Regions from separate parts of the Homo sapiens genome. Here region 2 is linked to region 1. The links are chromatin loops, found by intact Hi-C in ENCODE. Cell type or tissue: endothelial cell of umbilical vein. All regions are shown on one strand.

Region 1 (8,000 bases):
TGATGGGAAAGGGATTAACTATGAAACAAATGGTATTGAAATAACTGGCTGTCCATTTGCAAAAAATACAAAATAATTATACCTGTTTTTCACACAAGTCACACACACCCAAAATATTCCAGAATAATTAAAGACCTAAGCCTAAAATAACATATAAGCAGAAATGACTACATTACTTGCGTGCCCCAGTGAGAAATGAAAATGCACGACTTTCAAGACGGCAACAGCAGAGAATTAAACAAAGTGGGAGGAGGATGGAGGGGATTCTGAGCACAAGAAAAGATAAATTTGACTACATCTAAATTTAAAACTTCTGCCTGATAAAAGATACTATAAACAAAGTCAAAAGGCATGCCACAGAGGAAGAAACATTTACAATTCCTATGAGACAGAAGACTAATATCCAAAATACATGAAGAATGCCCACTAATCAATAAGAAAAAGATAAACAAATATTTAAAAATGGATATAGGATCAAGGATAATTTGTAGAAGAGGAAATTAAAGTGCCATTAAACAAGCTCATGAATACTCATGCAAAGGCAATTGCAAATCAAAACAATATTTTTTTATACCACAGATAAAGTTTGACAATATCAAACATTAGCAAGTGTGTAGGGAAACTGCCAGAGGGAGAGCGCAGTGGCACCTGTGAGAGGATAACCTGGCAGTATCGAAGTAGAAATGGACACACCTTCTACCCAGCAATTCTATCTTTCATTTTCTATTATAGAGAAGAGCTTTGCACATACATGTTCACAAGGAGTCATGTACTAGGATTCTACTGCTGAACCACTCATAATAGCCCAAATCAGGAAAAAATCTAAATGACCATCAATAGGGGAATGGTTAAAAAATTATGATATATACATATTATTTGTCATACATGCATATAATAAATGCTATGTAGCAGTCCAAAATGCACCCAACAGTTGCGTTGTCTGAACTGCCTTTTATGGCTTATGGCAAACTATGATATATTATAGTTGACCTCGAGACAATGCACAGCAAAGTCATCTCTAAATCAAATGCAGAAATAGTTTATGTACCTTCATTAAACATACTGGATTTTTTCAAACATTTCATTCAGGTTTTATATAAAAATTCTCAGTACATTTGAACTCTGGGATTTTCTCTCTGGTAGATAAGTACAATGATATTTTCAAATTAATGGAATAAGGAATCTGTTCTCTATTCATTCCCATCTAAATAGAGTTTCAAAGAGATGCTGAGAACTTTCCTCAGATTAGTAAATTCAAGTACTCACTGTGTATTTACCTCTGTCACTGACCATGCTCTGTACCTCTAAAGTCTCTTCCATTTCATTAAATGAAAGTAGTGAATGAATACTAAGAAATGCTTTTTAAAAACAATAGTTTTATTGAGATATAATTCACACACCACACAATACATCTATTTAAAGTGTACAATTCAATGACTTTTAGTATATTCACAGAGTTCTGCAATCATCACCATAATCAATTTTAGTACATTTTTATCACCCTAAAAATAAACTCCACACCCATTAGCAGTCACTCCCCTTGTCCCCCCAACCCCCGACCCCAGCCCTAGGCAACCACTAATCCACCTTCTGCCCCACACAGATCTGCCCTATTGCAGACATTTCATATAAACGGATTTATAAATATACGGCCTTTTGTGTCTGGCTTCTTTTACTTAGCATAATGTTTTCAAGGTTTAACCACTGTGTAGCATGCATCAGTACTTCATTTCTTCTTATTGCCAAATATTCCATGGTATGGATATACCACATTATATTTATCCATTAATAAGTTGATGAATATTTGGGCTGCTTTTACTTTTGAGATATTAACAATTATGCTGCTATGAACATTCCTGCATAATTCAAATGCTGTTTAAGAAAAACAACTCAATGTAAATATCTGCTGGATGATTTAGAAAGGAGGACAATTAAAACATGTTTTTCTTTATTCATCCCTACCAAATAATCCTTAATGAATCAAATGAGCTATTTTATAAAACTAATGAAAAGACAATAATTATTGATGTAATATTAACCATAATTAACTTCCAAATTAACCCTCTCTTAAATGCTAAATTTTAAGAAATGAGTTTTTGTAACCGGAGAAATACTCTCAACCAGCAATTAATTTTTTTATTAGAATTTATCAAGAGAAAGAATGAAAGGGCTTTCTGGAAAGTGGTGTGGGTAGAGAATTAAAATATTGCCAGTCACTGAGGTAATTATAAACATTTTGGTGGCAAAGGTAGTTTCTTTTCTGACTTGGGGTAAATTTTATAATTATTTGGAATACTAAAATAAATGGAGACAAAACTGTTGAAAAGCAGGCAGAGGATATTCCGTTTCTAAAACACTTCCACCCCATGGATGTGATGAAATACTCTCCAAAAGTGCAAAACACCAAACAGGTAGGAAGTGTCAACCCAAAGGCTTTGCAGATGGGCCTTTCTTTCTGACAGTCGCAGTAGGAATCATTATTCCTCCAGCCCCATTTTCTGAGTGTGGTTCTAGGAACAACTGCACCATCGCTTCTCCTGAGGAGTTCAAATCTCCTGTTGTCCAATCTCACAACTGTAAGAGTTTAACAAAATCTTTATTTACTGCTCTTTTAGCAGTTTATGTTGCACTCCCACACAAAATAATGATGACTCATAAGAATAAAACTTTAGCTGGATGCGGTGGCTCGCGCCTATAATCCCAGCACTTTGGGAGGCTGTGGTAGGAGGATCGCTTGAAGCCAGGAGTTTGAGGCCAGCCTGAGTGAGACCCTGTCTCTAAAAAAAAAAAAATAAAATTAGCCAGTTGTGGTGGCATGTGCCTGTGGTCCAAGCTACTTGGGAGGCTGAGGTGGGAGGATCACCTGAGCCCAGGGGGTCGAGGCTGCAGTGAGCCATGACCGTGCCACTGCACTCCAGCCTGGGCAACAGAGCAAAACTCTGTCTCAAAAAAAAAAAAAAAAAAAAGAATGAAACTTTAATTTTATATTCATTCATTTACTCTTATATGGGAAAACTAATATAAAAGAAAAGCTCTCCCTGATTATCTTTTTAAAAGGTGGAAAGAAACTATTAATAATTTTAAAATATTATAAGAAATTTGAAGTAAAATGACTTATGACAGGACTTATAACTTCTATAAACTTTCTAATTAGCTACACAGAGCAACAATGGAATCAAAGGAAAGAAGACACACCATATTCCATTTATAGACTAGAAAAGCAAAATGAAAAAACAAAACAAAATTTAAAACAGTTACAAGAAAACAGTCAACCATTAAGTTGCATTCCAAAAGTTTCTACATAGGTCGGTTGTTTACAACCCTGAATTCATTCTCCCATAAAAACTGTAATATAAATAGTCCTTATAATCTCAGACCAACCCAGAAAAGCCTATTTAATCCACAATGTAACTGAAATAATGTAGGCAGACAACTTAAACATAAGGGAAAATTACTGTTGAAATACTAGTAGTTAAACCAAACAGAAAACAATTTAAATTCAATTAAAAATATTTTTTAAAGCTTTCATTTTGATCCTCCTACTCCATCTAGTATATGAAGAAAAACAATAGTAACTGAAGGAGAACGAAGACTGGAAACTCTCTTCTGTGGAATTCCGAAGCGTCCGCTAGGCCCAATGAAGCACTGGGAAAGCTGGTGAACAAGGTGCGCTCTCCGCTGCCTCCTTTTTGCTTCTCATTTCCCGCTATTTAAACCACCTTTCCCCTTCTTCTCTTCTATCCAAATCCTTCCCATTTCCAATATTCAATTTAAGTCTTTCTATTTCCACAAAGGCTACCTCAGTCTGGAAGATTCTTGACTTAGACTCAAAGCCTGTTGCTCTCACAAATTTACACTGTTTCTCTGGTGATTAATGTTTATGGACCGCCACTGTTCTTGTTCTTTTTAGTAACAGGCATCTGTTGGCTAACAAAGGGATCCGATGTGATGGTGGAAAAGAGAAAAGTAGTGAAACGTATGACATAACTCTAAGAGAAAGTGAAAAGAGGGAAAGGTAGAGAGGATGTGAATAAACCTGCAGAAGATAAAAGGAAGCGATGGGTAAATGGCGCTTGGGTCAGAAAGGTCTCTACTTCATTCATAAAGTGGAACCATGACCCCAGGGTCTACAAATTTGCTGTGTGTGGGAAAGAAATGGAAACAGAGTGGCTATATGACCGATGACTGCTGATGTTAACATATTCATTAGACTGTTTATTGAGCACTTCCTATATAGAGTATGCCACTGGACAGTAGAAGGAATATGAGGAATTGTTTCTGATCAAGGACTTTGCAGTCTGGGGTGGGGGCAGACAACACACTATAGTAAATCCAGAATATATCAAAAGTCACAAGAGAGGTGGTGCTATAGGAGCACAAACTGAGAGTAGGAGACTGGAAGGAAGCCAAAAAACACATCCATTCATTCCAAACATGTTTATAGAGTGCTGAACATGTACCAGGCAATGTTCTAGGTGCTGTGGATATACAAGGAACAAAGCAGAAAAAAACTTCACCCTTCAGGGCACTTATAATAAAAAACCAACACAATATTTCAAAATACAAGTAAAATACATGGCATGTAAGATATATAATATAAATACTACGGAGAAAAGCCAGAAAGAGAAGACAAGTGCTGTGTGTGCATGTGTGTGTATGTGTGTGTGTGTGTGTGTGTGTATGTGTTTGTGTCTGTGATTTTAAACAGGTGATAGGGTAAAGCCTTGCTGAGAAGATGATTTTTGAGTAAAGATCTGAAATACGTGAGGTTGAGCACCACAGCTATCTGCAGGAAGAGTGTTCCAGGCAGAGGGAACTGGGAAGCACACAGCAATGTGTGCTTTAAAAAAATCTGGAATAGGCTGGGCACAGTGGCTCACACCTGTAATCCCAGCACTCTGGGAGGCCCAGGTGGGTGGATCACCTGAGGTCAGGAGTTCGAGACCAGCCTGGCCAACATGGTGAAACCCCGTCTCTACTAAAAGTACAAAAATTACCCGGGTGTGGTGGCAGGCGACTGTAATCCCAGCTACTCGGGAGGCTGAGGTAGGAGAATTGCTTGAACCCAGGAGGTGGAGGTTCCAGTGACCCAAGATCACGCCACTGCACTCCAGCCTGGGCGACAGAAGGAGACTCTGTCTCAAATAAAAAAAAAAAAAACCCGGAGTACAATACATTTTTATTAACTAAAGTCCTCAAAAAATAAAAACATGACTTTATTTTCTTACAGTTCTGGTGCTGCAAGTCCAAGATTAAGGTGCTCCAGGTTTCTTCCCAGGCCTCTCTCCTTGGCTTGCCAATGGCCATCTCCTCTCTGTGTCTTCACATGGTCTGTTTATCTCTGTGTGCCTGTGCTAATCTCCCTTATGAGGACACATATTAGATTAGAGCCCATCCCAATGACCTCATTTAATGTTAATTACCTCTTTAAAGGCCCTATCTCTAAGTACAGTTACAGTCTGAGGCACTAAGGGTTAAAACTTCAACAGATGAATTTTGAGGGGGCACAGTTCAGCCTAGTAACAGGTGTCAACGATGACTCCAATGTTCTTGGCCTGACCACCTGGAAAGATGGAGAGTCATCTGGCTCCCCATTGAAAAATGGGTAGGCTTCTGGCACGTTAGAAGTGGAAATCCTAATAATAAAAAGATTGACTAACCTGTATTGAGTGTTTAGTATGTATGTAAGGCATCATGCTAAGCACTTTATGTGCATTACACTTCACTGAATCCTTACAACATCATTATAATGTTAGTATTATCATCTCCATATACAGATCAGGCAGCTGAGGCTCAATAAGGTTATACAATTTTCCCAAGGTCACACAGCTAGTAAGTGCAATAAAGAGAATTTGGATCCCTGCACTGTGATTACAACAGTCATGCCCTTAACCATTGCCTATTCCACTTCTCCCAGGGAAAGCTATGAGTTGAAGGCATGAAACCATATGTAATAAAAAGTGACCTTAAACATAATACCCAAGAGATCATCAAGCTCAACTCCACCTTTCACAGAAGTAAGCAAGGATCCAAAGGGTGATTAAGTTATTTGCACAAATCAAGCTACCTAGAAGAGACCTTAATTAGAAAATTATTTTATAATGCTAAAAAAATAGAAACAACCTAAACATAGCTTAAAGATTATGGAATAACCTTACAAAAAACACCATGCAACCCTTAAAACAATGATACAGAGCTACACTGATTACATGGATGGATATCTGTTATATTTTTTAAGCAGATAATAACATTTTAGAACAATCTTTTAAAAACACATATGTTATGTATACATGCAAAAACAAAGATGACTATAGACTAAAAAGGACAGACCATAAGAAAGTAGGTAATTTTCACTTTCTTTTATAAGCCTTTCTGCAGTCTGATTTTTATAGTAAATATGCATTGTTTGTAAAATCTGAAAAATAATAATGTTATTGCCAATAGAGAAAGTTCTTTGAAAACTATTTCCTTCATAATTTGCTGCTCAAACTCCTCCCAGCTTGGGGCTCTCAGGATAGGCTGGCACTCAAGTCTTCTTGGGGTAATTCCTGTTAGGTGGCTTTGACTATACCTAAAGCAACACTCAGGAGGCCATTTGTCAATGGAAGGGTTTTAGAGCTAGTACAGAGGATAATTGTTCTCACAGTTAATAACTCATTTAGACTCAGAGAATCAACTTTTCACAAATGAAGTGTCTGACTTCAAGAAGCACAAGGATATTATTCAGTAGTGTTTTTAATAATATAAAATCTGTCAAGACTGTCATTTATGTCAACGTGTCAGAAGTATAAAATAAAGCACTCATAATAATGTTTAAAAGGAGGAGGCAGATAAGGACATGAAAGAGAGAGCAAGGAAACTGCTTCAGGGCAAGTCAAACAGAATGTAGTTGTAGCATCACACTTAATCTTTATTAATTCAATCTAGCTGGACAACAAACAATTATTGAGCTCATTTTTCTATGCACAGCACCATGCTATGCCTACAGGGATAAAGAAAAGTTAGGCATGCCCCCTTAAGGAACACTATCATTTTTAGATACGTGGTCTATGACACTAAAACTTGTTTCCTGTATTAAGTGGAGGTCCCCAAATTAAGTGGAAGTCATTTGATAACTAATTTCTCTTTTACAAGTGTTGTTTACAGTTGTTTCTTTTATTCTTTGCTTTTAAGGAGGTGGAAGGGAGGAATGGGATGAAATGAGGAAGAAAAAGGCATAGTAGCAGTGAAAACATGAGAAAGCAATAAAAGTATTAAGAACAAATAAAAATTTGAAAAAGAGAATAGGACAATGAGAAGAATGGAAAAGTGGCAAGCGTGATAGAGTCATGTCTGGCTCCCTGCTAGGACAGAAGAAATGTGGTGACCCCTTAAAGGAGCATCCCGCATCTCCTGCCATGTGCTTCGGTGCTGAAAATCCATCAGTGAGCACCTGGGAGGGAAGGACGCACTCCTTCTCTTTCAGGGCTTGTTTTCTAGCCTGCCAGCAGGAAAAGGTAATGGGAAGTTGATAGGAAACCTTTCACCTGCCACTCTTTCCTTCCTCCACCATCCTGGTTGCAGGAAAAGCCATTCACTTAGCCTAATGTGGTAGGAGCTCGGTTTCCCTAAACAAATAAAAAAGAGCTCACTTTCGCCTATGTAATTGCAGAATCTGCACATACACATTTGACAAAAGAGAACAAGGCACTCTCCTCAGCAGATTCTCACTCCAGATTTCCTACATAGGGTTCTATTGGTCCACTGGACAAGGAGGCTCAGTCTGGGGGCCCACAGTTATTAACTCACTTAGACTCAGAGAAGTAACTTTTCACAAATCATTTATTTCATCCTAGGAATTCACATACTTCACGGTTTCTCCTCACCTTTGCTTTTTCAAGAATTAGCAGATTCCATTTAACAAGTTTTTATTGACTAAAGCTTTGCTTAACACTAGGGCTAAAAAGATAAGAATGGTCCCGGTTCTTAAGGAGTTTACAATTCATGGAGTAACATGAACA
Region 2 (8,000 bases), 120 kb after region 1:
CAGATGCTTGGTGGTCACCTACTGCCTTCAGCACACATTGAAATAACTAGGGACAAGATGATTGACAACGGCTCGTTAATTGATTCATTCAATGAGTTTTGTTTTGGGTTTTTTTGAGGATGTATTTTGTGTCAGACCCTGTTCTAGACACCAGGGATTTAGCACAATGTTCCAGAACACAATGGACATGGTTCAGACCATTGTGAAGCTTTCAGCCTAACGTGGGAGAAAGACATCAAACACGTACTTATGCCATTAATTAACATCATGCAGAGTGTTAAATTGGAAGCAAACATTTTTATGCACTGTGGATGATGGCCATTTGTCCACACTTTTCCAGGAAATTTTGCTTTTAAGTGGTGTGTGCTATTTTCAGACTGTAGGTTCTGTTTCTACTAAATTTCTATTTCTATTGTCTCCTTAATTATAAGAGAGAAACTAAAGCACAGCATAGAGACAGAAAGCCATCTCACCTGAACTGTGCCAATGGCATCCTCCCTGGCTTTACCACTTCCCTCACACTCCATCCCTCACAGCCTATTTGCCACACTGCAGTATATTTTGGTCTTTGTAAATGGGAAATCGGGGCATGTTATCTGCTCAAACCCCTGCAATTACTCTCCATTTTACTCAGTAAAAATCTGAAGTCATCCCAATGGGGCTCTGCCAGCCCCACATTATCCGGCCCCCGCCTGCTCCTTAGACATCATGCTCCCTGCCTCGCTCACTCATTCTGCCTCTGCCACCTACATCTCCATGCTGCTCTTCAAATGCACCACTCACATGCTTGCCAAGGGGCCTTTGCTCTGCCCAGAACTCTTTTTCTCCAGATATCCATATGGTTCATTTCTTCCCTTCCTGAAAGTCTCAACTGACATACACATCACCCTATTAAAGAGGCCTTTAAGATGCATATTCCCCCTTTGAAAGAGTCCCCTCTTCTCTACCCTTGTCACCCCCTTTGTTTCTTCTTTCAAGCTGCTGGTACTTCCTGCAAATTCTGATCCTGACATGTTTCCTCCCTTTCTCCCTCCCTCCCTCCCTCCCTCTTTTTTCTTTCTTTCTTCCTTTTTTTTCTCTCTCTCTCTTTTTATAACAGCTTTATATTTATATAATTCATCTACTATAAAAGTCACCCATTTTAAAAGCACACAGTTCAATGGTATCTTAGTATATTCACAGTTGTGCACACATCACCACAATCAATTATAGAACATTTTTGTCCCCTCAGAAAGAAACCCTGTCCCCTATAGCTATTACTCTCAAATTCACTCCAGCCTTAAGCTCAGGCCTAAGCTACCACTAATCTACACTATATCTCCATATATTTGCTTATTCTGTACATCTCATATACATGAAATCATATAATATATGGCGTTTTGTGACTGGTTCCTTTCACTTAGCATAATGTTTTCAAGGTTCATCCACACAGTAGCATATATCAGTACTTCATTTTTTTCATGCATTAATAATATTCCATTGTGTGGATACACCACATTTTGTTTATTCATCAATTGATGGACATTTGGGTTGTTTCCTTCTTTTGGCTATTACGGATAATATTGCTGTAAATATTTATGTACAAGTTTTTGTGTGGACATGTTTTCATTTCTCTTGGGTATATACCTAGGAGAATTGCTGTGCCAAACGTAACTAGGTTTAAACACTTGAAGAACTGCCAAACTGTTTTCCGAAGTGGCTTCATCATTTTGTATTCACACTAGTAATGTCTGATTACTAATGTCTGTTTAACGTTTTTTCCAGTTTTTCCACATCCTAGTCAACTCTTGTTATCTGACTTTTAAATTATAAATATCCTGGTGGGAGTGAAGTGGCATATCATTGTGATTTCAATTTGCATTTCCCCAATGGCTAATGATACTGAACCTCTTTTCATGTGTTTATTTGTACATCTTTCTTGAAGAAATGCCTATTCAAATCTGTTGCTCATTTTAAATTGGAATATTTGTCTTTTTCTTAGTCAGTTGCAAGAGTTCTTTTCATATTCTAGATTTAAGTTCCTTATCAGATATATGATTTGTAAATATTTTCTTCCCTTCTTTAGGGATGTCTTTTCACTCTCTTGATGTTCTTGAAGGCCCACAAGTTTTTCACTTTAGTGAAGAACATTTTAAGTATATTTTCTTTTGTTGCTTGTGCTTTTAATGTTATATCAAGGAATCCATTGCCAAATTCAAGGTCAAGAAGATTTACCCCTGGGTTTTCTTCTAAAAGTTTTATATTTTGGCTCTCACATACAAGCCTTTGATCCATTTTGAGTCAATTTTCATACGTAGTGAGAGGTAAAGATCCAAATCCATTCACTTGCATATGGCTATCCAGGTGACCTGTAAGTTTATACTATGCAAGTATCACACTATCTTGATTACTGTTGCTTAATAGTAACTTTTAAAATCAGAAAGTGTAGGCCAGGCATGATAGCTCACGCCTGTAATCCCAGCACTTTGGGAGGCCAAGGCGGGTGGATCACTTGAGGTCAGGAGTTCAAGACCTGGCCAACATGGTGAAACTCTGTCTCTACTAAAAATACAAAAATTAACTGTGTGTGGTGGTGCATGCAAATCCCAGCTACTTGGGAGGTTAAGGCAGGAAAATCACTTGATCCCAGGAGGCGGAGGTTGCAGTGAGCCGTGATCGCACCATTGCACTCCAGCCTGGGCGACAGAGTGGGACTCCATCTCCAAATCAAATCAAATCAGAAAGTGTGAGTCTTCCAACTTTGTTCTTGTTTTTCAAGATTATTTTATTTATTTGGGGGTCCCTTTCAATTCCATATATACATTTTAGGATTATCTTGTAAATTTTGACAAAGGAGCCAACTGGGATTCTGATAGGGTTTGAGTCTGTAGATCAGTTTAAGGAGTGTTGCCATCTTAACAATGAATCTTCTGATTCATGAACATGGAATATCTTTTTATTTATCTAGCCCTTTGTTAATTTCTTTCAACAATATTATGCAGTTTTTGGAGTACATATTTTGCAATTCTTTTGTTAAATTTATTCCTAAGTATTTTATTCTATTTGATGCTGTTATAAATACAATTATTTTCTTATTTTTTTCATACTGTTCATTGCAAGTATATAAAAATATATTGAGTTTTGTATATTGATCTTGTATCTTGCAACGTTGTCAAACCACTTATTTGTTCAAATGGTGTTTTAGTGGATTCTTTAGAATCTTCTACATACAAAATTATGTCATCTCAAACCTTTCTTTACAATATGATGTCTTTTACTTCATTTTCTTACTGCTGTCATTCTTCACCTTTCTTATCCCACTTTATTTTTCTTAGTCTTTACCATTACCAATTCTATTGGCTATTTATCTATCTATAACTGCTCTCACCACTAAGTAAGCTCCCTGAACACTAGTGCTTTCTCCACTCTGTTCACTGCCTTCTCAGGTTCTAGAACAAAGTCTGGAACATAATTGGTGCTCAAAAAATATTTAGGTTCTTCGTTAGCTTTCAGCATGAATCCCTCGGCTCTGCCTGGAGTTGAGGTCAGACTCAGTCAGAGCAGTTCAGGGCATTAGGGCCACTGCTCTAGGATATATACTTTTTCAGAAATCAGTTCAAGGCATTGTTACTAACAAACAACAAACGACAGCAACAAAACTTCTTTCCAACTGTAATTACTCACAGCGAGTCAGCTTGCATCTGAGGCTTTAAAATGGAAGTCTACAAGATCCCTTATTGTTTCTTTGACCTTCAAGATTGTATGTTTTGCCATCACCTGACAATCTAGGGCAGAGGGACCCCTTGTGGCCACGAAGTAATGGCAGGAGCTAAGAGGCCTTTGGATTTTTTTTTTTTTTTTTTTTTTGAGACAACCTCTCACTATATTGCCCAGGCTGGCCTTGAACTCCTGGGCTCAAGGGATCCTCCTACCTCAGTCTCCCAAGTAGCTGAGATTACAGGTGCACACAACAGCACTCAGCTACGGCCACTACACTGGACAGAAACCATCTGCACAAAGACCTGTCCACATGCCATCCCACCATCTTTCCTGCCAACCAACCTCTTCTTTGCCAGTGTTTCTGTTGTTTCACCTGAATCATCCTTGTCGCTCTAACAAAAGGCCGTTAATCAAAGCGATAGAGAGGGATGGGAGAGGCTTTCTGTAAGGCTAAAAATAAGCAAGGAAGAACTAGTCTGGAACAAAGAGTGAGTGGTTTGGGCTCTGTGACACAAAGTAAGACCTTCAGAATCCAGGCAGGTAGCCAGTGGCCACCCAGCAGATGGGCTATTGGTAAATCTGCAGCCTTCTTCTCTCACCCACCCAAGTCAGGGAAACTGAGGAGAAGGACATCATAGGGATTCTTTTGGCTGTATCCTCATTATGAAAAGAAATGAGTCATTATAGGTAACTAAACAAAGTCAAAATTATTTTGCAAAGTATGGGGGAGATTTTCAGACATTTAGGGTGTGGTAAAGAATTGTTCTCACAAAAAGTCATCCCAGGTTTTCATTTGACCCAGAGTAAGTTCAGGAAAATTAAGTGCAATTCCCATGCCAAATATAAGAAAAAAGAAAGAGAAATCCAAAGTACTCCTAAAGAAACAGAAGAAAACAAGAATTGATTGAGTACAGGTAAGGCCTTTTAGTTTTTGCATGTTGTGAGGTTTTGTCTATTTTACAGATGCCTTGGGAATAGAATTATAGAATAAAATGTTGGGATCTTGAAAACTTTTAATTGAAAATATCTGATGAGCTATCATGTCTAAAATATCAAGCTCAAATTTTATGATTAAGAGATCTAAAATAATAGCTAATGCATATAATGCTTACTATGTGCCAGGTATTGTTCATTCAGCAATTCTTCCATCAACCCTTAGAGGCAGGTAGTATTATTAATCCCATTTTTCAGATGAGGAAGTTGAAGCAAGTGATGTTATAAGCAAGTTTTCCAAGGCCCCACAGCTAGTCTGTGAAAGCCTAGATTTGGAAGTAGGTCATCTAATCCCAGGGTCCAAGCTACCACTGAAATTTATCACATATGTCATTATAGTTTATCATGAGTATTCTACCCAATCTAAAAAGTGTTATTATGGAACTATATCCACGTTCAGATAGAAAAATTTCAACCGAACAAATGTTTCAGTTTATTGGCTGCTGAGAATTTACCCACAAGATACACTTGTACATAGGTCAAGATGTATGGACCAAATATGTTTACTATAGGATTTTTTTTTCTTTTCAGTAGCAGCCGAGATCTCAAGATGGTCTAAGTATCCACTAATAAAGAATTGGTTAAGTAAATTATGGCCTATTTATAAAAATGGAGTATTCTGTAGTCATTGCAAAGAACAAGAAAGATTGGTCTATGGTGATGTCAAAGCTTTGGAAGATGTAAGGAAATTTATTTGTATGAATAATAAAAATGTGCATATAATTTTCTGAAATAATATAGAAAAACATAACTGGGGTTAATATTGGGGTTAAGAGAGAAAACATGACAACGTGAATATACTTAACTCTACTGAATGGTACACTTAAAAATGGTCCAGATGGTAAATTTTATATGTATTTTACCACAATAAATAATAAAAGATAAAGGAGAAGAGACATTTACTGCTCATTTCTCACCTTTCTACTGTATTTTATATATGTATATATTACTTTTGTTTTCACAAATATTCAATAAAAATAAACAAAATGCATAAAACAATGTTGTGAGTGGTCAGGCTGCATTACACTAATTTATTTGCATCCAGCTGTATTTTTATTATGGTCCTATCTGAAGAGCTTTAAGAGTTAACAAAATTAAACTTATGTGTGATTTCTGGTGACTTTTGATCAAATGAAAGTTTCTAAATAAATAGCCTAGCTCCCTAAAAACTTCACATCCTGTCAAAGAAGATAATTTTATTAAATGTGGACTATATAAAAACATCAGATTTAGCACCCACCTGGCATATTTTCTTGGAATTTATTTCAGATAATTTTGTTTTGAAGAACAGGTAGTTCCTCTGTAATTTCAGACTGTCCTTCTGAGAACACATTATCCTGGTGTCTTCTCTTCTTGACTACGCAATTTCTTTGTAACCTTTTATGGCTTTTGTTTTGTCTCTGCCTACGCCTTCCAAAAGTGAGCCAGAATATAAAAATACACAGAAAGTATGCCAAATATTATGAATTCTATGTTTTGAGGTTAAAGATAAAACATAGGCAAGTATCTAAGAGAGAACATTACCATTTATTAGTTTTCCTTTGATCATCCTTATCTTTACATGAAAATTTTGACTAAGCCCGAGTCTATAAGATTTCGCCCCTGCCTTACAGGTTTTAAGATCCCATGGATAAAGGTATTTCGACTTCTGGAAGGGACTATGATCAGATTTCCCCATAGTCTATAGCGGCCAGGCAGGTAAGTAAACAATGACATTGGCCAGGTGAGGAATGGAAACCTGGGGAGAGTATGTCCCATCTAAAGAGAGTGGATGGCTCTCAACTCCAGCCCATGGTTGTCCTATGGGACCCAATGTGGCAAGAACATCTCTTCCAATTTTTCAAAAGAAGCTGGAAATCTAGATTTTTATGTAAATGATTCCAATTGTTTAATGTTCACAATTAATTCAAAAAATTTGAAAGCACTGTGGGGCCAAGAAAAGCATGTCTCTTGGCTGAACTGAGATGTGACTTTGAATGGAATCCAACTCTCTTAATTTTACCGAAGAGGTGGCCAAGCGCAGAGGGAAGTGAAGTTACTCACTAACGTTCCAGGGCTGGTTTGGGGGAGGAACTGGGACCAGATACCATTCCCCTTGCAGCCCCATCCTCTTTCCTCAGCTTTTTAGTCCATCTAATGAAGCAGCAGACTAATTTAAGACAAGCATATGACGAACCTCCCATTCCCACACATGTGTCAGTAAGCCTTCAACCTGATGGGCTGGACCTTAACCACAAACAGAAGACCCAGCTGACAAACTACACCCACACTCCACTTAATTCAGGCTGGATCCCAGCTCTTGACCTTTTTTTGGGTGGATATGGGAAAGGAAAAGTTGGAAATTTTACCCTCGGTCTGTGGGAGGAATGGGAAAGTTTGCACTTTCTGGTAGAAATTTTTTAAAACCACTAATTATAAATGTGGCATTGCTTGGTAAGATCTTTTTCTCGGCTTCCCAGAAAACAGATACAGGGCCTCCATCCCCGGCTCCATGGCTACTTTACAGTAAGAGGCTTTGCCAGGAACTTGCGTTTTTCATGTAGTGACAGGAAATGAACCTGTTGGCTAAGAGTATTAACTCTGGAGCAAGATGGCCTGGGTTCAAATCCACACTCTGAAATTTATCAGCCATGTGTTCTTGCAGAGACTTTGCTGTGCCTCTGTCTCATCACCTGTAAAATGGGAACAATGTCAGCATCTCTCTTATAAGATTGTTGTGATAATTAAATGGATTAATACACGCAAAAAAGCACTCAGCACCATGTATGTCAGCTGCACCTTGGAATCTCCTGGGGGGAGCTTTCCAAAAATATGGATGCTTGGGTCCCACTTCTAGAGATTCTGGTTTAACAGGTCTGAGGTATGTCCTGGACATCAGAGTTTTTAAAATCTTGGCAGGTGATTCCAATGTGCAGACAAAGCTGAGAGCATTGAATATAAATGCTTATTAAATAAATGATGGCCCTCTGAGTGAATGAATTTCAAAGAAATTCAGATGCTCTCTTCTGCACGTAAGCATACATTTTGTAACTTCTTTATGACATTTTCTATGTGGTCGTCTTTCGGTGGCATTCAGCATGGAAGGCCAAAAGATCCTGGGCAAATTTGCAAAGAAGGTCAAATGCTTCTGGAAACCTCCCCATCTTCCCTGCCCTCTTCTCTCACCTCTGCCCCTGGCTTCAGGAAATTCAGGTGGCCCCTAGAGGCTCTGATTCAGCTGGGTAATGAAAGACAAATGGTGAAAATTCCATAAGGCACATAGGTATTTGTAAATCCAAATAACCTTTAACTAGTGGAATAAGCCTGTG

The links. Hi-C counts contacts between places; a loop is a spot of excess contacts. Peaks named below come from ENCODE experiments on the same cell type or tissue, not always from the same donor. Only the 100,000 strongest peaks of a DNase experiment are listed, where the experiment ranks them.
Region 2: a loop joins it to region 1, with 11 times the contacts of the local background. A loop is called at or near these places in 3 of 110 quality-filtered maps.

Annotation. Positions count from the first base shown.
Region 1 is chr3:16,941,920-16,949,919 of GRCh38, reverse strand. All of the region lies in intron 1 of PLCL2 (phospholipase C like 2), which reads right to left. Among named protein-coding and RNA genes, the nearest start is that of MIR3714, 13 kb to the right of the region's middle. In endothelial cell of umbilical vein, no CTCF peak of the experiment used is centred here; a DNase peak (open chromatin) is centred at 4,389.
Region 2 is chr3:16,824,745-16,832,744 of GRCh38, reverse strand. No RefSeq gene overlaps it. Among named protein-coding and RNA genes, the nearest start is that of PLCL2, 56 kb to the left of the region's middle. In endothelial cell of umbilical vein, a CTCF peak has its summit at 3,785 (motif pointing left); a DNase peak (open chromatin) is centred at 3,734; H3K27ac peaks cover 466 bases.